4 separate regions of the Homo sapiens genome follow, and all the other regions are linked to region 4. Evidence: chromatin loops called from intact Hi-C (ENCODE). Cell type or tissue: GM12878. All regions are shown on one strand. Region 1 has its middle 50 kb from the start of MIR4679-2. Region 2 has its middle 28 kb from the start of MIR107. Region 3 holds the start of LOC124902552 (a long non-coding RNA gene). Region 4 has its middle 32 kb from the start of MIR4679-1.

Region 1 (8,000 bases), 82 kb before region 4:
AGTCCCTTTGACTATGTGAAGTAACACATTCACGTCACAGTGTCTGGGGATTAGGATGTAGACATCTTTGGGGTTGGAAGTGGGGCATTATTCTATCATACCTTCCACAGAAAACCATATTTCCACTTGTTTTCTCTTTGTCTTCTCTCACCTGGCATCTTTTAATATACAAAAACCCTAAAGTTACTAGACATTTAGAGAAGTTCTTCTATCCACCCTTTTTAAAAGGAGTAGCAAGTAACTATGAAATCCTTAGTAATAGCAGAGATATGAAATCCTTAGTGATATCAGAGATAGTGACACTATGACCTGGATGAATAAGAACAAATATTTTAAAATAGTATGACTTTGAAATATAGGACATTCTGTTTCTCGGGGGCTACTTCTTTTTATTCACACTAACTTAATTTTTAAAAAGTTATTCAAAATAGCTTACTTGGAAATAAAGGGGACTTTCAATGCAGTGGTTTTAGAATCCAAGGCAGGAAGCACATTTGAACTACACAAAGAACCATCTGCAAAAGAAGGAAAGCCATCAGAAACTTTCCCCTGTCTCTTCACCACCTTCTCCTATACTGACTTCCCTATCTCCAAATGGTGTGTACTGACTTCTTTCTGTGCTTCTCCTTTTCTCTCATTACCCTTCCCTGCTTCTGTCTGATCTTGGTGCTTTTCTCTGCTTGCTCATGGTTACCCCAGTTCCCAACAGGGCTTCTTAGTTCAAGTTCCAGGAGTTGACTCCCTGGAGTCAATGAGTCATTTAAATTCTTGAAAAGACTCTTTGGCATTTCTTGAGTCAGATGTCATCACTATTTTAATGAACTGCGACTAGAGGACAGGACCCTATACAGTGCAAATGCCAAGGGCCATTGTCAGATTGGCAGCCAAACTTGTCTTCTCCCAGTGTCCAACCTTATTATTTTAATATGTATTTTGATTAGTTACCCTTCAATACTTTCTCTTCTCCAATATGGATAATTTGGTATAAAATGCTATATATTTTATTTAGTCACCATTTTCTTTATGTAGTATATATTAAAACGTTATGCCGGCCGGGCGCGGTGGCGCACATCTGTAATCCCAGCATTTTGGGAGGCTGAGCCAGGTGGATCACCTGAGGTCAGGAGTTCACCACCAGCCTGACTAACATGGTGAAACCCCATCTCTACTAAATACAAAAAAATTAGCCAGGCATGGTGGTGCATGCCTGTGATCCGAGCTACTTGGGAGACAGACAGGAGAATCGCTTGAACCTGGGAGGCAGAGGTTGCAGTGAGCTGAGATCATGCCATTACACTCCAGCCTGGGCAACAAGAGCAAAACTCCATCTCAAACAACAACAACAACAACAAACGTTATGCCTTGATGAGGTTCCTATGGCTTAAAAATACAACAACTTTAGAGATTAAAACACTCAACATTTTGAGACTAGTGAATCTCAGCTCTGTCATCAGGAGGAGAGAGAAAAATTTTATTGTCAATGTATGATCATATAGTAATATAGAGTTCATATTTTTAATCTGAAATTTCCATCCCCCAAATCCATTATAAGGTGATACATGCATAGCAGCTACTGGAATAGATAGTTTTGGTAGTTATTTCATTTAATTTGGCTCTTACCAGGTTTCCTGACATGAATTCTTTCTTTGGATGTCATCTTTGCCTTGATCCCAGGAATCTTCTGCTATTCCAAAATGCTATTCTTCTCAAACCAAAACTCTCTTCAAATTCTTTTAATACCTTTTCTGACTCATTTTCCTTTTCCTTTAACTGCAGATATTTGAGTCCCTTTGCCCTTCCTCCCCATTGTTCTCTATTCTAGACAAAAATATTTTTTTTTAACTTAGAGATTAGTAGATTCTTTTGGGAGTCATTAAAAATTATTTTTCTACAAGCTTGACATGATCTCTTATTCCCAAATCCAGAAAATCTCAAATTGTGTTATTACTATATATGTGTTTATATATATGTGTGTATATATATAAACACATATATATTTAATTATATATATAAACACACATATATTTAATTAACAATGTGCTTACTTGTCTGCTACTAAACAAACCAGTTTCCTTAGAGACAGGAGATAGGCTTTCTTCTGCCTCTCAGCCATAACACAGTTTCTGACACATAGAAGAAATAATTGAATGAATACATTTTATGAACATTAACGTACATTCAGTAGAGATCAATTTTTTTTTAGATTTGTAAAACATTAGTAAAGTAAACTAATAAAAAAGTGGTGAAATCTTTAATAGGGGTGTATTCAGGTACATTCAAGGCCTGGTAGTTACCAGAATGATTTGCTTGCATTATTTCTTAATGTCTGGATTTTCATTCTGACAGTTCCTCCCCAAATATTATCCATCCATTCAATGCTCAGCTCAGATGTTACCTTGATTCTTCTCTGATTATCTGAACTTCAGGTGATCTCTCCTTCTTTGAACTCCTATTGTTCTTTGTACAACTTTGGTGATAATTACCAACATGTCAATGAATTTAGCATACTTCTCTGGATTGCTGCCATCAGTGAATTCATTTTATTATAAACTTAAGATTACAAACTCCTTGTGTAGCATGCAGATCTATTTAATTTACTTTTGTTTACTGGGTCTCCCCAAACACAGTACTTTAATCTAGGTTAGTGATGACCAGATGTTTTCTGAAAAAATAACATCTAATTGTATTTGTTTACCCAACTAAACCTTAGGCAACTGCATCTATATTACTAGTTCTAGATAAAAAGCCATGTTGGATTTTAAAAGTACTGAATTTTACTACTGTACTTTGATTTTCTAAAGATGGTAGTGTATATTACACACGATTCTCATCTCTTGAAGTTTACTATATTTTCTCTGGTATGAATTTTGTCAGAGTCAACTGGAAATCCAGTGGCCGAAGTTTTACATTCCAACTTGGAAATTTAGACAATGTCTCTTTAATTTTTGGCAGTATAAATAAAAACTGAATTTCTTACATTGGCTATATGTTTTCCAACATGCATTACTGATTGAACTTTCTGATATTTATACAAATGTTGTGATGTACTACAGACTTGATGTACAGACTTACATTATGGTTTCTTTTCTTTGAAGCTTTTACCTAGCCATTCCAAGCTAAAATGATAGCTTGGAGGTGAAAGGCATAGTACACAAAGAGCACAATTCTGTTTGCTGATGACTTGATCTTACAGATAAAATCCTAAAAACTCCACAACAAAATGTGTTAGAACTCATAAACAAATTCAGTAAAGTTATAGAATACAAAATTGACTTACAAAAATAGCGTTTCTAAATATTAACAATCAACTACCTGAAAGAGAAATTAAGACAATCCCATTTATAATGGCAGCAAAAAACAACAACAACAACAACGACAACCAAAACACCAAAAACAACTCAGTAGTAAATTTAACCAAGGAAGTGAAAGAGCTATATACTGAAAACAATAAAACATTCATGAAAGAAATTGAAGATGACTCAAATAAGTGGAAATATATCCTTGTTCATGGACTGGAAAAATTAATATTGTTAAAATATCCATACTACCCACAGAAATCTTTAGATTCAATGCAACCTCTATTAAAATTCCAATGCTGGATGGGCGTGGTAGCTCATTCTTGTAATCCCAGCACTTTGGGAGGCCAAAGTAGGAGGATTGCTTGATACCAGAAGATCAAGACCAACCTGGGCAACACAGTGAGACCCTGTCTCTACAACAATAACAACAACACAATCCCAATGGCATTTTCAAAGACATAGAAAAAACAATCCTAAAATTTGTATGGAACCACAAAACATCCTGAATAGCCATAGTAATCTTTACCAAAAAGAATGAAGCTGTAGGCATCACACTGCTGGACTTTAAAATGTACTGCAAAGCTATAGTCCTCAAAACAATATGACACTGGCATACAAACAGATACACTGACCAATGGAATAGGGTAGAGAACCCAGAAATAAACCCACATGTCTACAGTCAACTAATTCTTGACAAATGTGCCACTGGCATACAAACAGATACACTGAAAAATGGAATAGGGTAGAAAACCCAGAAATAAACCCACTTGCCTACAGTCAACTAATTCTTGACAAATGTGCCAAGAACACAGTGGGTACAGTCTCTTCAATAAACAGTGTTGAGAAAACTATATCCACATACAGAAGAAGGAAGATGAATTCCTATCTCACCCTTTGTACCAGAATCAACTCAAAGTGAATTAATGACTTAAATATAAGACCTGAAACTATAAAATAACTAGAAGAAAACATTTAGGAAAAGCCGCATGACATTGGTCTGGGCAGTGATTTCTTGGTTATGACTCCAAAGGCACAGACAATGGAAACAAAAATAGACAAATGAAATTCCCTCAAACTAAAAGCTTCTGCATAGCCAAGTAAATAATAAAGTCAAGAAACAGCTCACAGATTAGGAGAAAATATTTGTAAATCATCCATCAGATAAAGGGCTAATATTCAAAATATACAAGGAACTCAAACTACACAATAGCAAGAAAATAACCCTATAAAAATGGATATAACACATAAACAGACATTTCTCAAATGAGGACATAAAAATGGACAACAAATATATGAAAAAGTGTTCAACGTCTCTAATTATCAGAGAAGTGCAAATTAAGACCACAATGAGACATCACCTTATACCTAATGGATTGGCCACTATCAAAAAGATGAAAGATAACAAGTGCTGGTGAGGATGTGAAGAAAAGGGAACACTTGTATACTGTTGGTGGTATTGTAAATTAGCACAGTCATTTTGGAAAACAGCATGGAGATTTCTTGCAAAACTAAAAATAGAACTACCATATGTCCCAGCAATCCCACTATTGGTTCTATACCCAATGGAATTGAAATCAGTATGTCAAAGAGATATATGCACTTCCATCTTCATTGCAGCACTATATGCAACAGGGAAGATATGGAAACAACCCAAGAATCCATTAGTGGATGAATGAATTTTATAACATGATATATATATACACAATGGAATGCTGTTTGGCCTTTAAAAAAGAAGAAAGATGTGAGCGGATCATGAGGTCAGGAGTTCGAGACCAGCCTGGCCAACATGGTGAAACCCTGCCTCTACTAAAAATACAAAAATTAGCCACGTGGTGGCGCACACCTGTAATCCCAGCTACTCAGGAGGCTGGGGCAGGAGAATTGCTTGAACCCAGGAGGCAGAGGTTGCAGTAAGCTGAGATCACACCACTGTACTGCAGCCTGGGTGACACAGCAAGACTCTGTTTCAAAAAAAAAAAAAAAAAGAAGAAGAAGAAGAACTCCTGTCATTTTTGACATGTCTGAACATAGAGGACATTATGTTAAGTGAAAAAGTTGAACTCATAGAAGTAGAGAGTAGAATGGTGCTTGCCAAAGGCTGGGGGTGGGGGGTGAATGAAGAAAAGGGAGACATCAGTAGACAGGTACAAAATTTCAGTTAAATAGGAGGAATAAATTCTGGTGTTCTATTATATTGCACAGTGACTGTAAGTAATAATCATGTATATTTCAAAATAGCTAAAAGAGATTTTAAATAATCTCACTGCAAGCAAATGACAAATATTTAAGGTGATAGATGTGCTAATTAGCCTCATTTAATTATTCCACAATGTATACTTATATAAAAAACACATTGTACCATACAGCTATAGACAATTATAAAAAAAAGAGTACACATTCTGGAGCTAGACAGATTCGAGTTCAAATTCTTGGTCTACCCCTTACTAGCTGTGTGACCATGGGCAAATTACAAATGGCTAGATGCTTCAAACTTTCTGAGATCTAAAATGGATTTAAGCTAGTACTTAATTCACAGAGTTTTTATGGAAATTAAATGAAATAATTAAAGTAAAAATCGTAGGTAATGTATAAGTGCCCAATAATTGTTAGCTATTATCCTAGTCAATTTTAAGTAGAGCAGAGGGTTGAGAATGAAAGTTTATTGATTGTCCATCACATTCAATATGCACGTGCCAGCCTCTGCACCAGGCACATACATAGATGACCTCATTTGAACTTTCATTACCAGAGGAGAAAATATTTACTTCCTGTGGGTTTTCATAAAAGTTACCTCCTTCAGGAGTTTAAAAATACTATACAAATAAAATTACCTCTTATTAAACAGACAACATTGCTTTTCCATTAAAGTTTACCCATTGAAGTTTACATCCCTTTAATAACCTTGATTTCCTTTCTGCTTAAAAAATATTATTTTAAATTAAGGAATTAAATTTAAATTTGAATATGTTGGCATTGACACCAAAATAATTTCTTTCACATTCTACAACTGCAATACATGAAAAGAATTCTCTCTTAGGACATAGGCACATGACTTATGACCAGGTTGCTCTTTCGAATTTTTAGAGAAACTCTCAGATACATGATATAAACTCACATTTACAAAAAAATTTTTCTGAAAAATTTCAAAGTTTTACATCATGAACGTTTAAAGACTTTGTCCAGGACTGGCAGAAGACCGAATATACTAAGAGCAGGTTGATGGCAGGAAAAGGAACGAGCTGAAACAAATTATGCCTCTTTCTACAGGAAACAAAGGGCAGTTTGTTGTGAGACTGATAATTGTTTCAAGCAATCAGGTGTGGAGATGCAGAAGGGAAATAAGAATGGGATATCCTAATGCAGTAAACAATCCACCCTACCAGATTAACAAATACAAGTCATACAATAGACTATTTCAGTGATAACTATCCCACATTAATGTGTGTGGGTGTGTGTGTGTGCATGCACAAAGGCACGCAGGTCATAAAACAAAAAACTTCCAGGAAAACTTGAGGGACTACCATAACTTAAATCCAATGATTTTTCCATCAGTCTTACTCTTTTTGTTATTGTCAATTCAATGAAAGCAAACAAACAAAAAATGTTTTGCGGGCATGATTTTATGACAGGCATTAGACAAGATTGAGCATACAAAGTTTAATAAAACAAAGACATTACTCTATGAAAACTTGCAATTTAGTGGTATGAAGGCATCTCTATCCTCAAGTTTTAACTTTGAAACATTTAACCATAAGCACAAAATAATATACACCATTAAATTCTTCTTCCTGAAATATATTTATTTATTGCTCTTTCAGCAAATGTAGGAGAGTGATAGACGGTCTCAGTCTTTGTTTGAGAATGTCGATTGTTTTCCTTCATTCTGTTATAATAGTTTGGATGGTATGGAATTCTTAAGTCACATTTACTTTCCCTCCACAATCTGAAAATATTCATTACTTTCCTTACTTCTCTTGTTGCTTTTGAGAATCTGCTGTTGCCTGATGTTTGTTTCTTTGTAGGTAAATTATCTTTGTATGTGATTGCTTTAAAAAATTTCTCTTTGCATTTATTGTTCTACAGTATCACTTCAATATATACACAGAATTGACCCTTAAATAACACAGGGTTAAACTAAGTAGGTCCACTTATGAGGAAGTTTTCTTCTGCCTCTTCCACCTTTGAGACATCAACACCAACCCTTCCTCTTCCTCCTCCTCCTCAGCGCTACTCAACAATAACAAGGAGGATGAAGACCTTTATGATGATCCATTTCCACTTAATGAATAGCAAATATATTTTTCTTTCTTATAATTTTTTTATTATGCTTTAAGTTCTAGGGCACATGTGCACAACATGCAGGTTTGTTACATATGTATACATGTGCCATGTTGGTGTGCTGCACCCATTGACTCATCATTTACATTAGGTATATCTCCCAATGCTATCCCTCCCCACTCCCCCGACCCCATGACAGGCCCTGGTGTGTGATGTTTCCCTTCCTGTGTCCAAGTGTTCTCATTGTTCAGTTCCCACCTATGAGTGAGAACATGCAGTGTTTGGTTTTCTGTCCTTGCGATAGTTTGCTGAGAATGATGGTTTCCAGCTTCATCCATGTCCCTACAAAGGACATGAACTCATCATTTTTTATGGCTGCATAATATTCCATGGTGTATATGTGCCACATTTTCTTAATCCAGT
Region 2 (8,000 bases), 530 kb before region 4:
TGTTGATTCCCCAGATCTATCTCTGCGTTGGGAGAATCCAAGTCCCTCTCATTATCTTAAGAAATATTTTTACATTTCTCCAAAATTTCAAAATAAAAGTAATAGAAAAATCATTATTTCTTTTTTAAAATTAGTAGTGCTCGCCATGAATTGAATTGAAAATAGGAGAGGGGTTATTTTAAATTCTTCAGGTTCTGAAATGTCGAAATTCCCAGATGACTAAAAAATCACTTATTCATCTAGATATTTAGGCTTCTTTATAAAGCTCTATAAATGCGCAAATATCTAGATGAATATCAGGATATATCTATATCCTGAAACCATATTACTTTGGAGGACCTGTACCATATTATATGAAAGATTATTAAATATATCTTCTTCCACTTATACCATGTAATTGCTAAAATTTTTCTCCCTATGGTCATTTTATTTATCCAGAACTAGAGACGTGTTTTTTCCCTACTAAATGAGGTGATAATGAAGTGGAAATGTAAATTTTTTAAGTCCACTTTTTGGTTTTGCTCTGTATACACTATATTCTGAAAGTATAAGGTTTTGAAAACTTAAGCTTTATAAATCATTTCACCAGAAAGATACATACATATGTCTATGTCTACATCGCTGTTTTGTGGACTCAGCTGCAACGTGTGTTCATAGGTTGCTATTTCTACCATATCCATCCAAATAATATGTGGATATCCACATAATAGCCACATATTATAATTAGAACTCTATTGAAAGTAAGCTTTTATTAATTATAGTATTTCCTGCAATTATGACCTCTTAACACTTCTTTGTTATACTTAAATAAAGAGTCAACATGGGGCACCCAAAAATCCTTCAATGATTTTGACATTTGAGCCAATCACATCACTTGAGCCAGGATTCAGTTCTTTTAAGTCACAGCTGGCTCTTCTAATGGCTAGTTACTCATATGATCCACAGAATGAGGTATTTGTTAAGAATTTGGGGTGCATATTCTGCTTTCAGAAAGTCAACACTGTTTGGTGATTATTTATCTTTTTTTTGTTTCCTCCATGCCCCATTACTTTATTTTCAATAACTGTTGCTTTCCTGAAGATAATGATACGGGATAGGGTAGAAGACGAGATTTTTTCTCTCAAAAGTGGAAGTTGATATTTTAATTAACAAAAGGGTGGGATTACAAACAACATTCTAATCATATGACCACACCACATTTTTCTGTTTAAATCAAGTCAAGGTTATGATCGTGATTCATAACACACATTGACTAAAAAAAGTCAATTGGCATAATTAAGAAGGGGAAAGTTTTCTGTTTTTAGTAAAGAAACAAAACAGTCCTATAACTGACCTTTACATTTCATTCTACTTTAAAAAGGCTTTCTAGCCTTTTGGAAAATCTTCATACTTCTGTTACATATTGAATTTAAAACTATATGCATTAAAAAATGTGCTATTAATAAAACCTCATCTTGGCAGCTGGTTCAAATATTTTTTTAAGAATATGTAGCCATTGTAGCACTTGTAATTTAAAATAGATGGCAGGAGCACACGGTCACTGTATATTAATGAAAAAAGTAGTCTATTTGAATTTTCTTAAAATGTTGCTGATTTGAAGTTTGAGGGGACTTAAATATAATTTATCCTCTTTTGCCTGGTCCTTAGTGAAGCACACAGAAAGCTTGGAATGCTAATTCAGAATTAATGCTCCAAAGACATGTACAGCTCTTTAGGAGAGGGAGCGTAAGCTGCCAAATATCTAACCCCAGGCTGGAGGTCAGATGTTAGGATTCTGCTTCGTGACATTCTCTTCCAGCTTCCCACCCTCTTTCAGCTATTCTATCCTCTCATTGGGATGTTTATGTTATTTTCTCACTCTTTAGAGACAGTATTGGCGCATATTCCCATACTAAGACAATTCATTTTCCTCATAAAAAAAGATTAGAAGAATAGGGAAATGTTTACAGGCAATATGCATGTTGCCAGTATTTCTCTCCTCAATTTCAGCTACTAAAAACCAAAAAATGTGTGTCTTAGTGGAAACTCAATGACTCTAGGATTTAGTACAGGGCCTGGCACATAGTAGGTACTCAGTAAATCTTGAACAAATGATGTTTCCATCAGTTAGACTTTCGTTAGCTTACTTGGGTTCCCTGGTAAATTTTTTGCTCACTTATTTATTCAACCATTCATCCAATAGATATTTCTTGAGAGCCTATTAAGCACTTGCTACAATTCAAAGGGCTTGACAAATATTTTACCTGGACACATGCTTTCTATCTACAAGATTGTATTTACTACAAAAATAAACGTTGTTGAATTTTTCAAGCAGTTATTTCCATTTGGCAATCAGTAGTTTTCTCACAACACAGGATACTTATTTTGCTAATGAGACCAAGAACCATCCAGATGGCTTCCGTCAAGTGGTAAGTTAAGCCTGCTTAAATTTTTGGTCTGTGATATGGCCTTTAAAGAGCATAGAAGCCACTTGAGGGGCTTGTGAAAATGCAGATCCCTTGACCCTACCTGCAGAGATTCCAATTAATTTGTCGAGAGAGAAGCCAGGTCGTCAGTATGTTTTTTTTGTTGTTTTTTGTTTTTTTGTTTTTTAAAATCTCCTCAAGTGATTGTAATATGCAATCAGGGTTAAGAACCACTGGATTAATGGGCAGGAAAGAATGCTTAAGGTAAGTGCTCATAAAATTTTGGCATGCGTAAACATTAATTGAGAGTTTCTGGCTGCAGGGCACTGTGCAAGATGAAGAAAACTTATAAAAGGTTTTTGGAGCAGAAGGATGATGTGACCCAACCACGTTTCTTTATATTTATGTTTTGCCGATGTAAACGTTGTAAAATAACGCAATGTCCTTGAAACATATCAGTAATAAGATGTCAAAGGAGAGTTCCACTTTACTCATTCTACTCTCCATCTTCCCTGAAGTAAGCACTGCTGTCAGTGTAACAAATATGTTTCCAAATTTTTTCTATTCACTTGCGGTTATAGGTATTCATGGAAATATGTAATACTTTATAAAATGGTTATGGATACATACTTACATATTGGAAACATATAATACACATAGGATATATAATATACATAGGATTAATGCATATGAAGTTCAAGATAAGGTTATGAGAGGACAAAGGGTTAGGAGGTGAATACAAAGTGGTTTTATATGCCAAGAAATTAAGATGGGCTTAGGTATATGTGTTCTTTATGTTAATTATATTTCTTTAAATGCATGGAATTTAACACAAATCTATGCTTTTATTTTGTGTTTATATATTTTTTGAAATATTGTTTATTTAAAACGGTTTTAGATTTAGAAAAGAAATGTGAAGATAGTAGAGTTCCTTAAAAGCTGCACCAGTTCCTTCGACCATCTTACATTAGCATGGTATATTTGTTGCAATTAATGGAAAAATTTAATACATTATTATTAACTAAAGTGAATTCTTTATTCAAATTTCAGTAGGTTTTACCTAATGTCCTCTTTCTGTTCCAAAATCTCATCCAGGAAACCACAGTACATTTAATTATCGTGTCTTCTTAGACACCTCTTGGCTGTGAGAGTTTCTCAGACTTTTCTTGTTTTTGATGACTTTGACAGTTTTGAGAAGTACTGAGCAAGCATTTAGTAGAATGTCCCTCAGTTGGGATTTGTCTAATGTTTTCTCATGATTAAGTTAGACTTATGAATTTTGTGGAGGAAGACCACAGAAGTGACATTCTTGTCACTTGTCAAGGGTACAAACTATCAAGCTGACTTATCACTAATGATGTTGACCTTGTCAACCTGGCAGAGTTAGTATTTATCAAGTTTCTCCAAAGTAAAGTTTCTATTTTTTCTCCTCTTTCCATACTGTGTTCTTTGGAGGGAAGTCACTACGCACAGCTTACACTTAAGGAGTAGGGAGTTAGGCGCCGACTTGCACAATTCATTTTGAATTCTTCTGCATGGAAAGACTCCACAGATTACCCCTAGCTCTCAAAGCAACGTGGTGGGAATTCACTTGCAGGGATTTGCCTAGTGCCCTCGAGGTGGGTGCTGCCTCTCAGGCAGCCTGGTGCCTGGATCTCACTGCTAGAACAGGCATCAGAAAGATGCACACTGTTGTGTTTGTTGGGCTTGATGCCTCGGCATTTAAATTTAAGCTGAGATTCTCCACATGGTGTGTTGTTTACCATTAAGCTCCAGATCAGAAACCACTTCTCCTGGAATCTTTCCTGTGTGACCACCCTTCCTGAACCCCGTCTGTGAAGTGTTGTCATCCATCTCCAGTTGACCAGAATAATTATCTTTTATCTCCTCTGTGCCACTTACCACCTTCTACCTTCTAGTACTATTATTTAAATGTACAACTTTTCGCCATTCAGTTACATATTTTACAAACAGAAACTGATTTTTACAGCTTTGTCTTTTTTTTTGTAGTGCCTAGAACATTGCCTTAGTTAATATACGGCAGGACAAATATGGTTTATTATATGTTTTGTGTAAATATGAATATTACAAAGTAATGTGCCTATAGAATTATTGTGCTTAAAGCAAACAATTCAGTGGCATCTAGTACATTCACAATCTCGTACAACATCTAGAACATTTAAAGCATCTACTTTCAAAACTTTTTTGTCACCCAAAAGAAAACATGCCCTTTAGCATTGACTCCACATTTCCCCCTTCACACAGCCCCTGGCAAGCACCAATCTGCTTTCTGTCATGGTGGATTTATCTATTCTGGATGTTTCATGTAAATGGAATCATATGTTATGTAACTTTTTGTGTCTGGCTTCTTTTGCTTATAACAATGTTTTTAAGGTTCATCCACATTGAGCAGGTGTCAGTGTTGCCTTTCTTTTTATGTCTGAGTAATTGTTCTGTAATTTTGTCATTTATTGCAGGTATATTACATCTGCCCTGATTTTACCGCTAGATGGCATTACTTTCCTGGGAATTTCCTGGTCATTGCCCATACTGGTTAGTGAAATTAACCAAACTAAACTATGAAATTATATCAGTTCAATTTGAAAATTAAAAATTTTTAATTTTAAATTTAAATTTGAAAATTAAAAATTTAAAACTTTTAAAAATTTAAAAATTGGGCAATTTTTAAAGTTGCCCAATAAATTAGCATCTGTAGGCATTCTTTGACAGATAAAACCAAAGAGGTGGTATTCATAATGAGGTTTACAAATAATTCAAATGATGTAAATTTCTCAAAATATAAGCAATACAGATTTCTTTGCATTGTGTAGGAAGTACTGGGACCTTGAAAGCAAGATGGTGGAGACATGGGGACACCTGGATGAAATGTTATAATGCACACAAAGTTGTCAATTCAGTACCTGGCTTGCAGCACTTTTGGGCTAATTAGGTAAAGACCAGGCAGATGCAGCCCTGTAGGCTGGCAGTTTGGCAAGCTGAGTGGGGATTAGATGTGTGTCCACACACACACTCTTGGGTGGCAAACTTGCCCAATGAACAACCTGTGGAACGATTTCTGGAGGCCCTGGAGCTAGCTGTTGTCATTAAGAGACAGCATGACACAGTAGTCAAACTGTCTTCTGGATTACAAACTGATACCTAGTAACACAGTAATCTTTCTGGACCTTGGTTCCTTACTTGTGAAATGAGATAATGTTATGTTCACCTCACTGGGTCGTTACGCAAACTAAATGGTGACCGCAAGGAAAATAAATAGAACAATATATGGCAAATGTATATATTCCATAAAATATTAAGTATTATTAATATTACCCAGATAGACAAGTTCTCAATAACAGACAAGGTAAAATTGCACATTCCAACCCTTTGATGGTCTTAAGGCATAGGATTTAGGGTGGTGAGGCCTTGAAGGAAAGACCGTCCTCTGCTCAAAGCTCCCTAATAGGAATGCTGTAACCAAGTGGTCTTGCAGAGAATCATGAGTAGTTAAAACCTTTTGAGAACTGTCCAAATTTAGGGATGTGTGGAATTCTTTCTTCTAACTCTGTACTCTTATTCACTATCTTCGTTCTGATGTTAAATAAAACATTTTTGGTGATCTTATGAACTGTTAAAATGAAAATAAATCTTGGAACTCCAAAATCACTTAGCCAAAGGGAAAAGTCAAGCTGGTAACTGTGTCAGGCAAAACTGCCTCCCATTTTATTCCTAAATAAGATAGCTTCAAAGATTTTTAAAAAGCTACACACCTCCCTCACAATTGGCCCACTAGGAAATTCCTTATGGGCCCCCATTTATCCTAAAATGGTTCTGTTGAATGTTACCCTGACAATGTAAATTGATAGCTTATCTTCCCAGGTGTGAAGGCTAGAACACAAAAGCTTATCTTCACAAAGGATAGAACTGTAAGTAAGTCCTCTGCTTACCTGAGACAAATGACAAATGCATATCTGATGGCTTTCTCTGGTGTAAAAATGCAGTTTCACCGAGCTAGAAAAAGGCTTAAGTGACTATTCCTCTACCCTTCTTTCACATGTAAATTGTGTATTTGGTGAAAGGCTGATCAAAGACTCAAAATAATAAAACCATTTGTCTTTTACCTACCCATACCTTTTAAAAAATATCTTCCTCTTTCCCCTTTAAATACTGAAGCCCTCAAAATCATCTTTGGAGAAAGGCACAAACCTGCTTCCAGGGCACACGTCCTTAACCTTAGCAAAATAATCTTTCTAAATTGATTGAGACCTGTCTCCGACACTTTCTGGTTTACAGAAATAATGGGAAATGTCTATGTATCTTTGTTCTCCATCCATCCTAGCCAGCTGATTTGTTAAGATTACTAGTTTATGCTGAAGTCTGAAGTCAGATGAGGTAGTTTTCTAAATCTTTTTCTCTAAGAGGATTACTTACTTGTCCTTTCCAAATACTGAAATCCTGAAGCATACTCTCCTGCATGTCTTGAAGTTGCTGTCACCTGCACATTGTTATCACGAATATTTCTGTTCCCAGAATGGTAAGGAATACAAGCAAGCATGAGAGCTCTTGGATTGCATTCTGCAAGATTTAACTACCAGACTTCTTCATCATGAACTTAAAACACACTTAATAGATTTTTTTTAAAAGAGCATTTTAGGTCCACAGTAAAATTGAGTGCAAAGTACAAAGAGTCTTGCATATTCCTTCTCCCAAGAGCCTCCCCCACCACCAGGATTCCCCACCTGAGTAGTACATTTGTTGCAATTGATGAGCCTACACTGACACATCATTATCACCCAAAGTCCACCCACCCACATTAGAGTTCCTTCTTGGTGTTGTATGTTCTACAGGTTTGGACAAATATATAATGTATCTGTATCTGTCATGTATCTGTCATTAGAGCATCATACAGAACAGTTTCCTTGCCCTAAAAATGCCCTGTGCTTCACCTATTTATCCCTCCCTCCCCTTAAGCCCTGGCAACCACTAATCTTTTTCCTCTCTTTGTAATTTCACCTTTTCCAAAATATCATGTAGTTGGAATCACACAGTATGTAGTCTTTTCCGATTGACTTTTTTTTTTTTTTTGAGTTGGAGTCTCGCACTCTCGCCAGGCTGGAGTGCAGTGGCGCAATCTTGGCTCACTGCAACCTCTGCCTCCCGGTTTCAAGCAATTCTCTTGCCTCAGCCTCCTGAGTAGCTGGGACCACAGGCACACACCACCATGCCCAGCTAAGTTTTGTATTTTTAGTAGTGAGGGGGTTTCGCCATGTTGGTCAGGATGGTCTCAATCTCTTGACCTCATGATCCGCCCACCTGGGCCTCCCCTGATTGACTTCTTTTGCTTAGTAATGTGCATCGAGTTTCCTCCATGTCTTTTCATGACTTGACAATTTATTTATTCTTAGTGTTGAATAATATTTCATTGTCTTGATGTACCACAATTTATCCAGTCACCTATTGAAGGACATCTTGGTTGCTTCCAGGTTTGGGCAATTATGAGTAAAGTTGCTATAAACATCCATGTGCAGGATTTTGTGTGGACATAAATTTTTGATTAATTTGAGTAAATACCAGGGGGTGCAACTGCTGGATTAT
Region 3 (8,000 bases), 55 kb before region 4:
ATCCCTGTGACATGCAGTTTACCTATATAACAAACCTGCACATATACCCATGAACCTAAAAGTTCAAAAGAGAGAGAGAGAAAGAGGTAAGTCTGATAGCAGACTATTTTGTCATAGAGTTGGTAAGGCTTATCTTTTTACTGAAAAAAGTCCTCTTCTTGACTAATACATTTTATGCTGCATCTTGAATAAGGTGTTTTCCCTAATTATGTAACCAACTGTGAGGAAGTAGTACTCTTAAAAATAATATATTTTAACAACATTGTATCTCCTAATGTCTTATACAAATATTTATTGAATGAATCAGTGAATGCAAGCTGAGTAGCATTAATATAAACACACGTGTACAGATGTAAGCATCTTTTAACGATGGTCCTTGGGTGCATAATAGCCACTAACAGCAGTTCCCAGACTTTGCTGCATGTTAGAGTTATCTGGAAAAATCCAGATGCTCAGGTCATGCCTTGTAATAATTGAGTTACAGATGTCTGAAAGTGGCAAAGAGAAACCTGTATTTCTTAAAGGTCCCCATGTGAATCCAGTGTGCAGCAAAGTTTGAGAACTCCTGTCCTAATTGATTTCTAACTCTGAAGGATAATTAACTATAATATGTAAATAACTTTGTTTGCATATATGATGCTCACATTTCTAACAAGATCACATATTTTTAAAAAGCTAGTCTTATATTAACATGCATTTCTAGTGAGTTTTTGATATTGTGAAGGTAATTTCAAAAGGATTAATAACTCAAAAACCCTTGAGTGTGCACTGCATGAGTTCGGCAGTGACATAGTATCTAGCATTGCTGTTGGCTAGTATTCCAGAGACTGGTATCCCAAAGAGCTTGTCTTCCTATGGTAAACACCATCTAAAGACAGAAGATGAAGAATCATGCAAGGAGGTAGAGGTCAACTGGGAAATAAGTAACAATTGAAAGAATGTAAAAATCAACTCACAGGAGAGAAATTATGAGTATATTATAGTCTTAGGAATTTAATAGCAGAATATAAGGTGACATGTTATATCCTGCCATGTCACTGTCCCCAGGACATGCCACTTATAAAAAGTAATATGAGGAGAATATGTAGGCTCATTACCTGATCACCTACTATTTTTAATCTGTTTTATTTTTAATTGGCAAATAATATTTACATATATTTATGGAGTACAAGGTGATGTTTCAATACACGCATATATTGTGGAATGATCAAGTCAGTCAAATTGGCATATCCATCACCTCAAATATTTATCATTTCTTTTTCGTGAGAACATTTAAAACGCGGTGGCTCATGCCTGTAATCCCAGCACTTTGGGAGGCTGAGGTGGGTAGATCACCAGGTCAAGAGTTCGAGACCAGCTTGACAAACATGGTGAAACCATGTCTCTACTAGAAGTACAAAAACTAGCCGGTAGTGGTGACATGTGCCTGTAATACCAGCTACAGGAAGCTGAGGCAAGAAAATCGCTTGAACCTGGGAGGTGGAGTTTGCAGTGAGCCGAGTGCACTCCAGCCTGGGCAACAGAGCGAGACTCTGTCTAAAAAAAAAAAAAAAATCCTCTCTTTTAGCTATTTTGAAATATACATTATTGTTAACTGCAGTCACTGTGTGGTGTAATAGAACATCAGAACTTACTCTTCCTACCATACACAGCATTTTACACATATTATCATGATTAATCCTGTCATTAATTCTATAAAATATTATTGTTTCCATTTTCCAGATGAAGAAATTGAGGCTGAAAGAGGTTAATTTCTTAAGATAATAGAGCCAGGATTCACATTCAAATCTAACAGGTTCTGGGATTCATATTTTCCATTGCACAGAAGCATAAAACATTGCCCTTCCCCTCTCCCCAATATTCCCTCCATATCTTCTTATATGGGTGGAAAATCTGTGTGCTCTGTGGGTGGCAACAGTTGGAGTCTTTAAGAGAGCAGGGTTACTAAATACTAACTTTAACCGGAACTGAGAACATCTGTTTCTGAGGGCTGCATTGTGTAGCTGGGTGGAGGCAGTCGTGTTGGTGAGGTTTGATCTCCTACGTTCAAGGAAATGGGAAAAGCTCAGCAAAAAGCATTTACTGATTTGAATGAGTTCCAGTGACTAGAGAAAATAAGCATCTCTGACATCAGTTTTTCCCAAACCCACAGCAGTTTAGTCTTCATACGTTCTTCCGGAGACCAGAGAAAATGTCTGTTCCCACATTTCCAAAAGCACTTAGGGAGGGACGATGCAGTCTGCCAGAAGTGGTTCTGCCTTTGGGACTGAGTCCCCTTCTGGGACATTTTTAGAACTTCCGCCCGCCATGTGTGAGGGCGGGTGGTGAAGTTCTGGTGGCCGGTTCTGAGGAGCTCACGTGACTCACTGCTGTGCCTTCTGTGGGTCTCCAGCTGCGCCCTTGACTTGCATCATTAGCTGTCCTCATCCAAGAGGTCTGAAGATTCATCAGACTGTAAGCTCGCACTCCATTTCCTTTTGATTGCATCATGTCATTAGCTTACTGAGAAGACAATGACTATTTCCAAGAGAAAGGTCCATTCTGCCACCACAGCTGTTACCAGTAAGCAGCTGGCACCCTGCTGGTAGGCAGGGTAGAGTCCTCTGTTGTGTATATAAGATGGTGGAGGAATTACTGAAGCAACTTCCTCACTTCAAGTTTCCTTGATTTTCATGATTACAATGGCCTTTACTTTCATTCTTCTCTATTTTTCTATGGTCATACTTGTTCTTTACATCAACTGGAGATGTTCTGCAGCAGAAACTAGTATGCTGTTTTCTGATCATAGCCTCTTCTCCCTTTAACTCTGTTATTCGTAAGATGTCACTTTAAGCAAATGAAGTTTACTAGTCCCTCTGCAACTGCCTTTTTTGCCCAAATGCCACCCCCTCCTACTTTACTTCTTTATGTGTGCAAGCTTTATCCATGAGGTATTGTTTAATCCACTTCATCCTCCTGCCAGAATCTCCAACATCCCAGCTCTCTTTTCTGCCCTAAATATCCAACCTGTAAGTACTAAACCTGGGTGCCATCCACCATCCAACTGTCTGCCTTCTACAACCACTTATTGAAACACACACACACACACACACACACACACACACACACACGCACACAGAGTTATGGGCATTGGTATTAGTATAATTGCTTGTATCCAACTTGAGTGGATATTCACCACCACTCCCCAATTTTTTTGTGTGTGAATGTGTGTGCCCCTAATAAGCTTCCTCTCTCAGTACTCATGGTGGACATTCCAGCAAGTTCTGGAATGGAGCACAAGGTGATGTTTCAATACATGTATATATTGTGGAATAATTAAATCAGTCAAATTGGCATATCCATCACCTCATATATTTATCTTTTCTTTTTGGTGAGAACATTTAAAATCCTCTCTTTTAGCTGCAAGTGTCTCTGCACACTTGTCCTAGAGAATAATAATGACTATTCTCTAGGGGCAAACTTCCTATCCTAGAACCTCTCTCCTATGCTGCCTCTTCAAGTCTCTCCTCCTGCACTCACCACTCCTTTTCTCTATTCTTAGGACAAGTTCTGATCTTCTCCCTATCCAGAAAAAAATCTCTTTATCTGTCCTCTAGACTCCATTCCTGCCTGCCTCTTCCAGGACCTTACTCCATTAATTACTTCATTTCTCTTCTAGAGTCAAACTTTTTCTCCAATATCGTTCATTTTAAAATTTAAAAAACAAAACAAAACTTCCTTTACTCTGCATCTCCTCTAGCAATGCTTATCTAGCAAACACATAAGGTATTGTTCCAATTTTTTCACAACTCATTTAATATTCACAGTGACACTATTAAACATTCCCTTTCTCAGTTTCATATTTGAGACATCTGAGACACAGAGAAGTCAAGTAACCTTCCTGAAGTCACCTAGTTTATTAATTAATGTCAGAGCTAGGAATCGGACCCAGGAAGTCTGGCCTAGAGGCCACCGGGCTGTTCCGTACTCCCCCTTCAACATTCTACCTCCTCCTTTTACTTCTCAACCAACCTTTTCAAAACATGGGCACTACTTACACTTTCTACATTGCAAATTGTCTTCTGTTTCTGCAGTCCTCTGAAAGTGTTGCTTAGGGACACTGGTGACTAACTTCCAGCTTGCTCAATCCAAGAGACATGTTTTTTCCCTTTCCTCTCCACTCTCTCGCCCTTTCTCTTGTTCCTTCAATGAACAGAATTAGGTCAGTCATAATCCTGGTTCATGCCATATTTATTATTGGTCATTCAATGCCCATTTACCTTTAGTTAATTTTGATAAAGTATTTTTAAAATATAGCAATGAAATAAAAGTCAAGGCCTCAAAAATAACCTACCCCTAACTATGCTCAAACCACCATTTCATTCCCCTTACTCCCTTCACCCAGGTAACTCATTATATTAAATGCTATGTTCATCACTCCTTTATTTTAGTTTTGAACATTTTTTAAAAGAGTATCATACTATGTACAATTCTCCTAGAAACTGTTTTCAATTAATGTTATATTGCTAAGATTCATCCATACTGTTGCATGTCAATTGATTTCATTAATTTTTACTGCTATATAATAACTAGTCAAATATATGCAAATATAACACATTTTATTCATACATTTTCCTACTGATGGACATTTGAATAAAAGACATCTCTAGACCTTATGTTATTACTCTGGTGTTTGGTGATATTTGTTGACATCTCCTCCCTTTTTGAAAACCACTGCTCCTTTTTCATTTTCTTCCAGTTCTTCTTTAATGTGACTGTTTCTTTGTAGTCACCTTCATTGACTCATCTATCTCCTCCTGCCACTTAAATATTGATGTTGCTCAAAGTTCTGTCTTTAGTTCTTTCACTTTCTATTTCATATGTTATTCTGATGCAACCATGGAAAGTGAAAGTCCATGGTATCTGTGTGGGCTGTGAGCTGTGAGTTTCTAAATTTATTTTTTTATTTTTATTTTTTGTTTTCATTTTTGGTTTTTTTCTTTTTTCTTTTTTCTTTTTTTTAGACGGAGTCTCGCTCTGCCACCAGGGTGGAGTGCAGTGGCATGATATCGGCTCACTGCAACCTCTGCCTCCCGAATTCAAGTGATCCTCCTGCCTCAGCCTCCTGAGTAGCTGGGACTACAGGTATGTGCCACCTTGCCCAGCTAATTTTTTTTATTTTTAGTAGAGATGGAGTTTCACCATGTTGGACAGGATGGTCTTGATCTCTTAACCTTGTGATCCGCCTGCCTCGGCCTCTCAAAGAGCTGGGATTACAGGTGTGAGCCACCACGCTGGGCCTCTAAATTTATTTTTAATCCTGCATACCTCTCCTGAGGCAGAGTCTTATATTAAACTACCCACCTAACTTGGCCTCAATTTTCTCACTTGTAAAATGGAAGGGACAATAATATCCACCTCTTGGTGATGACAGTACTGAAGGAGATGGCCTGTAAACTATAGAGTACAGCTTCTAGAACAAAGAAGGGTTTCACAAATGAAAACTATTTTATTACTATTGTTCTGTAGTTTACCACATGCGTTCATGTCCCAGATTTTCCTCAACACAGACAACAGAAATGTAAGGGCATCATGCAGGAGTGCAGTTGAAGTGGATGGTCAGAGACTACTGCCTCAGAGACTAGTCTTGGTAATTGCATATAGGCTGCAATTCTGGTCCCAAATGGGAAAATGAAAAATGCGCTGTCCTGTAGCCTAGCTATTCAAGCTTGCCTATCAGAACAGTGGGAGCCTCAAAAGGTGAAAGTAGTCTTTCCTTAATTTCCTTAAAGCTCAGCCCAAATTTTAACTATGGAAAGACAGAACATCAGGAGATGCCAGCAAATGTACCTAGATTAAAAGAAGAAACAAACTTGGATTCCAAATGCTTCAAATTATCTCAAAGTCATGACGTTTAACCATAATTTTCATAACCAGGCACAAGACGACTGAAAAAGTGGCCAGTGCTCCCATATCATTAGGTGCTAGTCAAGGAGGGTTATAAAGGATCTTTTCTCACTATTTCTTGCTATGAATTTGATGTTGTAAATGGATAGGCTACATTTATGACCTCGAGAAGACTTACACATGAATAAAATTTAAAGGAGCATCTGCTATGCATTTCTTCTCTTTTCCCAAACTGAAGCCTGATGGGGCCATAGACTCTGGCTGGGATGCAATATTGTAGAAGCCTAAGTTGATGGTCACTTGTCAAAGGGAATGATACAAAACATAGCAACCCGGTGAAATTTAAAAAAGGAAAAACACTTGGTTAACATTCACTTCTAAGACTTTGTCATAAGGAACCAATCAGAGATGGATACAAGAATTTACAAGCAAGCATGTTCATATCAGCATTGTAATATCAATAAATTGGTAACAGCCCAAATGTCCAAGAATAGAACATAAATTAAATAACTTCTGGTATAGCTATATGATTGAAAAAGAATTGCAACCAAATGCTAACATAAAGACATGTCCTTAACTGTAGTTATTGCCATGATAAAATACTTATGATATAATCTTAAGTAAGAAGAAAGCCATAAAGCAGAATGTAGAAAGTAATGGCAGTTTGGTAATGAAAAAAAAGTATATATATATATATGAATCATTGGGGGGATATAGCAAAATATTAGTAATGGTGGTCTCTAAGAGGTGTGATTGCTGGAGATATTAAATTTTTTCTGTATTTAAAATATCTTATTTACATTATTCATTATTAATATAATTTTATAATTAAAATCTTCAAAATTAAAACATGAAACATAAAGAAAAAAATAGCTGGGCAGAAGGTGAGTTTATAGGCACAAAACAGAAAGGATGAAGAGAAGAAAGACCTTTAAAAAGGGAGCACAATTCAAAGAGGCAGAAGTTGGAGCAACTTTCAGCTGAAAACAGGGTATCAGCAGCCTCAACTCTGGTCAGAGAGGGGAACACCTGCTCATATTATTATGCCAGAATATATGGGGAATATCAGGTCATAGAATTTGACTGTCTAGGACTCCTATCAAAAAGTCTAGCTGGTGAATTGGAACATGCATATGTGAGAGTTAAACTATTTGTTAATAGCATACAATAGTATTAAAAGCACTTCGTTTCTAGAAAAGGAAGGGGAGTAACGGGAACAAGGAAGCACAATAATAGCATAACATAAACCTGCCTAACATGATTCATCCCAAATGCTCTCTAAACTTTTCAGAGTTAAAATTCGGTTTGTCCGGTGGGGAGGCATATATCTGTCTATGAGTGTGGATGTGTGTGTGTGTGGATGTGGATGTGGATGTATTTGTGTGTGTGTGTGTGTGGATGTGTACATGCATTTGTTGGGGGATTATTTCCAAAACATTTTCTTCGGAAGGTAAGTGGTAGGGACAAGATCTTGAACTGGTGTAGCTGCCCAAGAAAGTGGTGTGGCTCTACTTATATCAGATGAAATAGACTTTAAAACAAAAATATTATTAGTGATGAAGACCATCACTATATACAAATGAAAGTTTCAAATTACTAAGAATATAGAGCAATCTTAAGCATATATGCATCTAATAAAAGTATTGCCATAGATAAAGCAAAATTGATATAATTGTAGGAATAAAATTATTAACTCATTATCATAGAAGGTGATTCAACATATCACTCTCCATTACTAAGTTAGACACATCAATCAGCAAAGATATAGAAGATCTAAATAATACAAAAAAACCATTTTTGATCTAATAGGCACATGTAGATTTCTACATCTGATAGAGAAAATACATTTTTTTCAAGTACACACAGAAATTGATCATGCACTAAGCCATAATGAAAGCCTCCACACATTTCAAAGAATCAGAATCACATAGAGCATGATTTCTGACCACAAGTGTAAGTTACAAATTCATTTTAAATATATTAATAGGTAAACCTCACATACTTAGAAAAAAAAAACAAATTTCTATATAATTCATGGTCTATAAAATAAATTATAATAAAGATTTTCAAAGACAGTACTGTATAATATTTTAACAGACTAACAAAATTTGTAG
Region 4 (8,000 bases):
AATAATCCCACATAATTCCACTGCCTGGAGATAGTCACCTTTAAGTTTTCATGATTATCCGTTCATGTCTATACAGAGATACATTTAGACATGGAAGGAAACATAGGTCATTTCCTTGGGAAGCCTCCCCCTGATCTTCCACCCACGCCCCAGTCTAAATAAGGTTTTCTTGCTATATCAGTTCATAGCATCTGTACTTTTTCTTGATATTCTTTATTAGAGTAGAAAATATTTAATTACTATATTTATTTTCTGCTGTATATTTTCATCATGAGGTAAACTCATTGTGGTAATAACATTGAGTACATTGCTATATGCGCAGCGTTTAGATGAGTGCTAGGATGTAGTTGGACAAATATTCAATACATATTTTTTCAGTTAACAAAATGTCACATTACAGGTGTGTACATATGTTTCTAAAGTCAGCGAGCTGTCGTCTCAATCATATTGCCAAATGCCATCAAGAAAGAATCACCTGGAAACAAACAAGGCCACTGTAGCTCTTGTTAGAAACCACTGGATCTTGTAAGCTGGAAACAGAATACAGAATAGGGACTTCACAACACATACACACACACACACACACACACCCCACATTTGTGAAAGACAGTATGAGGCACAGAAAGTACCTGGCTGACCTGAGCCTGGTCTGTTCACCTTAAAAAAAGCATCAGTTGAGAACTGACTCGGGGTGGGGGAAAAGCACCCACTCAGTTAACTCTAGATCTCAGGCCAGATGCCTGTTGGTGTTCAGTGAAAGTTCACTAGGCTTCCAGTGAAGGCATGACCATGATTTCCAACAAATGACACTACTCATGATATCAGGAGTCTCTCTGGAGTACAAGAATTCAGTTTGAATTGTCAGCAGCAAGAGGTGTGAATATGTACAAAGTCATCTTCTTGGAGCCTCAGTTTCTTTATCTTTAAAATGAGGGTAATAAGACCCACTGCAAAATGGAATATATATATCTGGTACACGTAAAATACAATATTCGTCCTTGAGGATGCAAAGATGACTTCAGCAAAGTCCTTGTCCTCCAGTATATATATACACATACACATATACATACATATACATACATATGTATGTATATGTGTATATATATATGTGTGTGTGTGCGTGTGTGTATGAAGTGATTTTATTATCTTGAATAATAGTATTATATTTATCCTGCATTTCAAAAAGGTAGATTAGTTTAGAAAGAAACTATTTTGTGGGTATGAAAAGCAAAACTTGATCCTTCTGTTGATACTAATTTATTTAACACCAAGTTTGTGCAAGGTGCTGTGATATATATGATGTATATGATGTCATATGATATATGATATATGATGTATATTTAGATATATGTGTATGCATGTGTGTGATATACATGATGCTTACAAATATATGAATTATATATACAGGTTAATATACAAAAGTTTATTGACTTATTTACGTACATATATATGGATTGATCTTCAAAACATCATATTGAGTGGAAATATCATGAGATATGTTAACATACAATCAACCTGGGAGGTGGAGGTTGTGGTGAGCCGAGATCGCACCACTGCACTCCAGCCTGGGCAACAAGAGCAACACTCCATCTCAAAAAAAAAAAAAAAAATGTAGGTACACAAGACAGCAATAAATAGTTCACATTACTACACACAAAGAGAAACGTGCATTTTAAATACATTAGAATGGCTACCTATTAGGAATGCCAATAGAAGTGGAGTCTGGGAATAAAATACATAAATGAAAAAATGTTTTCAAGTGTTCTTGCATGGACTGATGATAATACACCCAGACTGAAGAATAAGACAACCTCAAACCTCTCTTCACTCCCACCCTCCACAGGAAACCAGCACAGTAAACTTACCTGTTCTAACACTTGCTGTTATTGACAGTTAAGGGCGGAACATGAGGTAAGGCTGTGAGGTGATCTATCAGAGCTATTACTGATGTCGTCCATATTCTGGATCTTTATCCAAAGCTTACTGGCTCTAGGAAATAGAAGTCTGACAAGCATTATGTACATTTCATTTTCCTCATGTCACCTTCAGAAGCTGAAGAAATCTTGAAAGCCTTGGACTGCTGCCATCAGACATAACTAGCTGCCACTGCATTACCTTCCTGACTGTGCAGTAATTAAAATTTGCATCTTTACTGGATTGTTTTTAGAGTTAAGAAACGCATTTCCGTGAATGAAACTGGACACACAAGGCTACACAGAATATGATTCTATTTACATAAAATATCTGGAAGAGTTCGTCTCATTAAGACAGAAATCAGATTAGTGGTTTCCAGGGACTGAGGAGAGGGAGGGGTGGGGAGTGACTGCTTAATGGATTTTCTTTTGAGGTGAAGAAAATGTTCTGGCACTAGATGGAAGTGGCGATTGCACAACATTGTGAATGTGCTAAATGCCACGAAATTGTATACTTTAAAATGGTTAATTGTTATGTTATGTGATCTTCATCTCAATTGAAAACAAAAAGAGGAAAAGGAGAAAGGGACTTTCCGCATTCTAAGTTCTTAAGAAAGTCCTTTCTCAGTGAAAGGATGACTAAGGTGTTATGCATAGGTCAGTTGAGTGCTGAGTGGGCAGGGGGCGGGGTGGAGAAAAGGCCACAGGCACAAGTAGAATATAGGAGGATGAGGTGTAGAAAGTGCTGCAGTGGGGACCTTTCCCCATACTGATTTAGGGTCCCACTAATTCAGCAAATGCTCTTCTGCAGCTCTCCACACTGCAATTGACTCCAGCATGCATACTATACCCACTTCTCGTGAATTATCTCTTTTCCCAAAGGGGTGCCCATTCCCTGAAGGCTAGACCTTCAGCTCTTTCCTGTGGCACAACCTCCCCCAAGGCTTTATCCTATCCTGAGGCCAATCCATTCGAGCCTCTGGTGCAAGCAAAACACAATATTCGTCCTTGAGGATACAAAGATACCTTCAGCAAAATCCTTGTCCTCCAGTAGGACCAAGTCTATGTGGTCTGGATTCCCGTGATCTCCCTGAGCTCATCCACTGCAGCTGCACTGGCATCTTTGCTATGCCTCCTGAGTGCCTGGCGTGCTCTGGCCCTAGACCCTTGCTCTTGTTATTTTCTCTGTTTGAACAACTCTTCTTCAAGTCTTTGTTCCAATCTCACAGGGGCCTCTCCTCACCATTCTATTTAATAATACACCTTGCTTCTTCCCCTCACTGACTTCTCCCCAATCTCCTATACCCTGCATTACTTACCAGATCATATATCCCTTCCTAACATAAAGTATTTTATGTAATCATTATGTTTATTATTTTTCCATCTCCTGCTGCTGGAATCTCAACCTCAGAATAGCAGAGTCTTTGGATATTTTACTCACATTTTAATCAAAGGCCTAGAATGGTTCCTGCTGAAAAACAACTGTTGCTCAATAAATATTTGCTGAAAGATTTAAAAGCCCATGGTTCAATTTAAGCACTTTCCTTTCTCTATCAATGTGAAATTTGAATACAGCAAGTTTCCGTAGCTGCCTCTGACAACTTTGCTAAGAGTCTTCTTTGCTGTTACCTAAGAGGAGATTTGAATATCCACATTCAGGTGCTGGGGATATCACATTCGAGCTATTGTACCCTGGCCACAGGCCCAAGGTGCCAGACTGCACATCTCTCCTGCTATATTCACCTTTGAACTAGACCCTCTCTTAGGGCAACAGCTCAGCAGGGAGCACCCTCTGAGGAGTAAGGGGGCTAAGTCTCTCTTAAAGACCCTGAAAATACTGCCGGTGCTGGTTGAAAAGCCCTGGTGATCTGTGATAACCATAGTGACAGAAAACTCCGGGAGTTTTATGGAACCTCATTGCTAAATTTCCTGCACAACTGTTTCAGCACAGTGAAGCCCATGATTCAGCAATTGCTAAATGGCACTGGTCACTTACTAGGTGACAAAAATGAGCCCATGGGGGTACAAAGGCAAAGCTCAGGTGAATTCTATTGAGTCTGCCAGGTCCTATCACCAAATATCCCTGTAAATGGAGTGACATTGCTAGGGATGCTCTACAGATTACCTCCATCAAAGATTCAGATAACCATTGTTATCTGATTATTATCCAATTAACATCCTAACAATTGCTGTGAACATAAGGAGGTGAATAAAATATAGACTTCTGCCCTCAGTTAGTTAATCTAAGGGTAGTGGAGTGTTTGTAAAACTTTTACTCAAAATAGAGAAAAATAAATACCATTACATGAAAAGGTAAGAGAAACTTCTGTGCCTTAACCTCTCACTTTCTACTGGTATATATTTGCATAGTGTAGTTTCTCAAATTGTGGTCCCTAGGCCTTCATCATCTTGATACCTGCAGATGAATATGTAGTAGTATACAAACTCTAAGGCATAGGCCTGGACTTCTTGAAACATCTTTAGAAGCTGGGCCTTGAGGGTGTGTATTTTTAAAATTTCCTCATGTGATTCTTATATTAAAAGTTAAGAACCAGTGTTATGGTACGTTATAATTGATCACACTTGCATATATAGTTTATTATTGTGCCTGACAATTATAAGAAGAGCAGGCGAGATGTATCTCCATTTTGTGGATGAGCAAATTGAAACTCAGACATGGTAAATCCAAAGTTATACAGTTAGTTCACGGCAGAGCTAGAATTAGAACCTGGACTACCCGATTTCACATTTAATCCTTGCCTTACCCCATGCTGGCCTGTTTCTCTGTTGAGGAAAAAAAATGAATCAAAATGTGAAATGACAGACATTGTTTCCATAGGGAATAAGTCTTTTTCATACAAGCAGGGGCAAATTTTAGTACCAGGAGAAACACTGCCACCTTGTGGCCATGTGGAAGTGAAGCACAGCCTTGTCTGTCATTAGAGAAGTTGATTCCTCCCAGCCCCCACCAACCTCGCCGCTGCCTTGGTTGCACTGCTTTCAGTGATGGATTTGTGTTGAGCTATACTCACTCTCTACTGATGAAGCTGACGAGTCCTCTGGACTTTGGCCTTTGGTTTTGTAGCTAAGATTTTTTCTCCTAGCTGAGGTTAATTTACTCATTTAGGGCTGGGAACACGAGGTCATCATGCCATGCAATAGCCAGCAGAGCCAAAACCATTCATCTCGGTGGATACTTTCTGCAGCTGACACATGTCTAGCTTTCTAGAACTTTGGCCCTAAAATGAAAATTTTAAAAATATATATATATATATTTGTCATAGTTACAAAATCTTCCTGAAGAAGCCAAGGCTGATTTCAATGTTGGGAAGAGGGACCGCCATCCCTTTCAATTCCCAGGAATATACAGAGATAAGAGGGACTCTTCTCCATTCAATTTCAACACACTAACATCTGGAAATTCACAAGAAAATCTTCATGGGGGGTTTCACTTGGCAGACACATGATACAGACCACAGAATTACGTGGAGGGCCCCAAACACAGCTAGTGCTGTATGGCTAGGCGGACAAAAACATGAAACATTCAGCCTTCAAGATAACAAAAAAGTTTGCTCAAGCCATCCCAGGAATCTGTGGAAGTTGTCAGCTATTAATAAGTCCTCAGTTTGGGCAATCTTTACAAGTACTTCTCCTGCCTTGAATGTCAAACCTCCCAAGCTGCTGTATAAGTAAAGCCACAGTCAGTGACTACCCCCACATGAACAGGCTTCAGGCTGTTCTTGATCTCCTTTCCTCCAATCTCTCTGCTCCTCTTTCTTGCTCCTGCCAGGGAACCTTTAGCAAGACCTTCGTTTCGTGAGATTTCAGATCCTTGGTCACTTTCCTGACTTCACACACTAAGTCAAGTCCTCCTGTCATGCTCCCACATTACATTTTCTTCTAATGACATCTGCCAAAGTTGTGTTTAGCATTTAACTGTGTCACTATCCCATTAGTGTCTGCCTCTTGACTAATGGTTCCAGGAGGTAACCATGTATATAAGCCAGACCTAGTACAGTGCCTGGCACAGAGTAGAAATACAATAAGCATTTATTGAATGAATGAACAAACCCATAAACAGGGCTAATTTTGGTTCAATAACTTCATTTTTATTCCCCTCAAGTCACATCTTCCAAACCATATCTTTGATGATCTTTCTGCTGCAGCCTCCAGAGTGAATCTGATATTATTTGTTGTTTAGCATCTCCAAGTTGCTGCTGAAACCCTATCTATCAAACTCAAATTTCAAAGTAGGAAGAGGATAGACACAATTTTTTAGTCCTAGCAGGACGTTAAAGATTGCAAGTGTTCTTAACAATAGCCTCCTGATTTCTTAGAATTTTCTTTGTATAACTTTATGCAAGTTAATTGATATTTTCAGCCCTTGTCTCCTCTATCTGTAAAGTGGGGATAACAGAACCATTGGATGGAGTAGTCAGATAACATACACTCAATTCTTTTCCATTAAGTCTGATGTTAGTCAATGGTTTTTCCTAGATGCCTTTCACCAAATTGAAAATGTTCCCTCCTATTTCTAGTTTCATAAAAATTTTTGTCATAAGTAGATATTGAATTTTGCCAAACACTTTTTTGTGTAAGCATATACGATGGTACATAGTAGGCACTCAATAAAGTTAATTTCCTCCCTCTTTAATTAAGTACTTTCTTTTTTTTTCCCTCCTCCCCATAACTTACTGGCTAGCTGTTTGGCCAGTATTGAGTCATATGGAAACGACCTTGTTCTGTTGGGAGAAGCTCCAGAACCTATACCTTTGAACTTGGCTTAGACTTATACTGGAAGTTGAGAGTTAGAGAGGCCCAAAGCCCCAGACAGGGCCAACCCAAGTGTATCTACCTAGAGAAGTCCATTTCAACATCAACCTCTTCTCTTTCATCCTTTGTCCAGAGCTCTCCCTTTCCTCAGCCATCTGGAGACACTCTGTTCACCTGAGCCTGCTAACACAGCAGACCTATGCCCAATTCCTGGGGCATGGCCTCCTTGCCCTCCCCCACCAAGTCTTTAGTTTAAGGTTAAATAAGTCAAGTAAGAACTAAAGTGTTCATGACCCATAGTGGTTAAATGTCTTCACATTCTTTAATAGCATTTGTATTTCAGCAAAATAAATTATGATAACATTTGTATTTTACCAACATATGATACCCCAAAGCAGTGAAATACTATGTACCAAAAAAGAATATTATTGTATTAGTCTGTTTTCACACTGCTAATAAAGACATAACTGAGACTGGGTAATTTATAAAGGAAAGAGGTTTAACGGACTCACAGTTCCACATGGCTGGGGAGGCCTCACAATGATGGCTGAAGGCAAAAGAGGAGCAAAGTCATGTCTTACATGGTAGGAGGCAAGAGGGTATGTGCAGGGGAGCTCCCCTTTATAAAACCATCAGATCTCATGAGACGTATTCACTATCATAAGAACAACATGGTAAAGACCCATCCCCATGATTCAGTTACCTCCCATCACGTCCTTCCCATGACACATGGGAATTATAGGAACTACAATTCAAGATGAGATTTGGGTGGGGACACAGCCAAACCATAACAATTATATTTAAAAGGAATATTAAAAAGAAATTATTTTTATTTATTAACATGGAATAGCAACCATAACCCATTGTTGAGTAAAAAGCATGTTATAAGCGTGTATGGTGTGATCACCTTTCTTTAACTTTGTGTGTGTGTAGATATCTAAAAATTCACAAGAGTTACCTTTGAACAGTGGGATTGGGATTAATTTGCACTTTTTTTTTTTTTAAACAGATCTCACTCTGTTGCCCAGGCTGAAGTACAGTAGCATGATCTTGGCTCACTGCAATCTCCGCCTCCCAAGTTCAAGTGATTTTCCTGCCTTGGCCTCCTGAGTAGCTGGGATTACAGGCACGTGCCACCACGCCCAGATAATTTTTGTATTTTTAGTAGAGACGGGGTTTCACCATGGTGCCAGGCTGGTCTCGAACTCCTGACTTCAGGTGATGCACCCTCCTCGGCCTCCCAAAGTGCTGGGATTACAGGCATGAGCCACCACACCCGGCCTTTTGCACTTTCTTTTTAAAACTGTTTTGTAT

Evidence for each region. Hi-C counts contacts between places; a loop is a spot of excess contacts. Peaks named below come from ENCODE experiments on the same cell type or tissue, not always from the same donor. Only the 100,000 strongest peaks of a DNase experiment are listed, where the experiment ranks them.
Region 1: a loop joins it to region 4, with 5 times the contacts of the local background. A loop is called at or near these places in 9 of 110 quality-filtered maps.
Region 2: a loop joins it to region 4, with 2.8 times the contacts of the local background. A loop is called at or near these places in 14 of 110 quality-filtered maps.
Region 3: a loop joins it to region 4, with 2.1 times the contacts of the local background. A loop is called at or near these places in 13 of 110 quality-filtered maps.

What each region holds. Positions count from the first base shown.
Region 1 is chr10:89,109,135-89,117,134 of GRCh38, reverse strand. No RefSeq gene overlaps it. Among named protein-coding and RNA genes, the nearest start is that of MIR4679-2, 50 kb to the right of the region's middle. In GM12878, no CTCF peak of the experiment used is centred here; no DNase peak of the experiment used is centred here.
Region 2 is chr10:89,560,966-89,568,965 of GRCh38, reverse strand. No RefSeq gene overlaps it. Among named protein-coding and RNA genes, the nearest start is that of MIR107, 28 kb to the left of the region's middle. In GM12878, a CTCF peak has its summit at 4,893 (motif pointing right); a DNase peak (open chromatin) is centred at 4,885.
Region 3 is chr10:89,081,431-89,089,430 of GRCh38, reverse strand. LOC124902552 (a long non-coding RNA gene) reads left to right here and starts at 2,357. Exons shown (of 3, transcript XR_007062379.1): 1 at 2,357-2,454; 2 at 5,004-5,124. RefSeq lists enhancers at 2,303-2,835, 4,716-4,915. In GM12878, no CTCF peak of the experiment used is centred here; a DNase peak (open chromatin) is centred at 4,840.
Region 4 is chr10:89,026,839-89,034,838 of GRCh38, reverse strand. No RefSeq gene overlaps it. Among named protein-coding and RNA genes, the nearest start is that of MIR4679-1, 32 kb to the left of the region's middle. In GM12878, a CTCF peak has its summit at 4,823 (motif pointing left); DNase peaks (open chromatin) are centred at 2,108, 2,478 and 4,858; H3K4me3 peaks cover 383 bases; H3K27ac peaks cover 954 bases.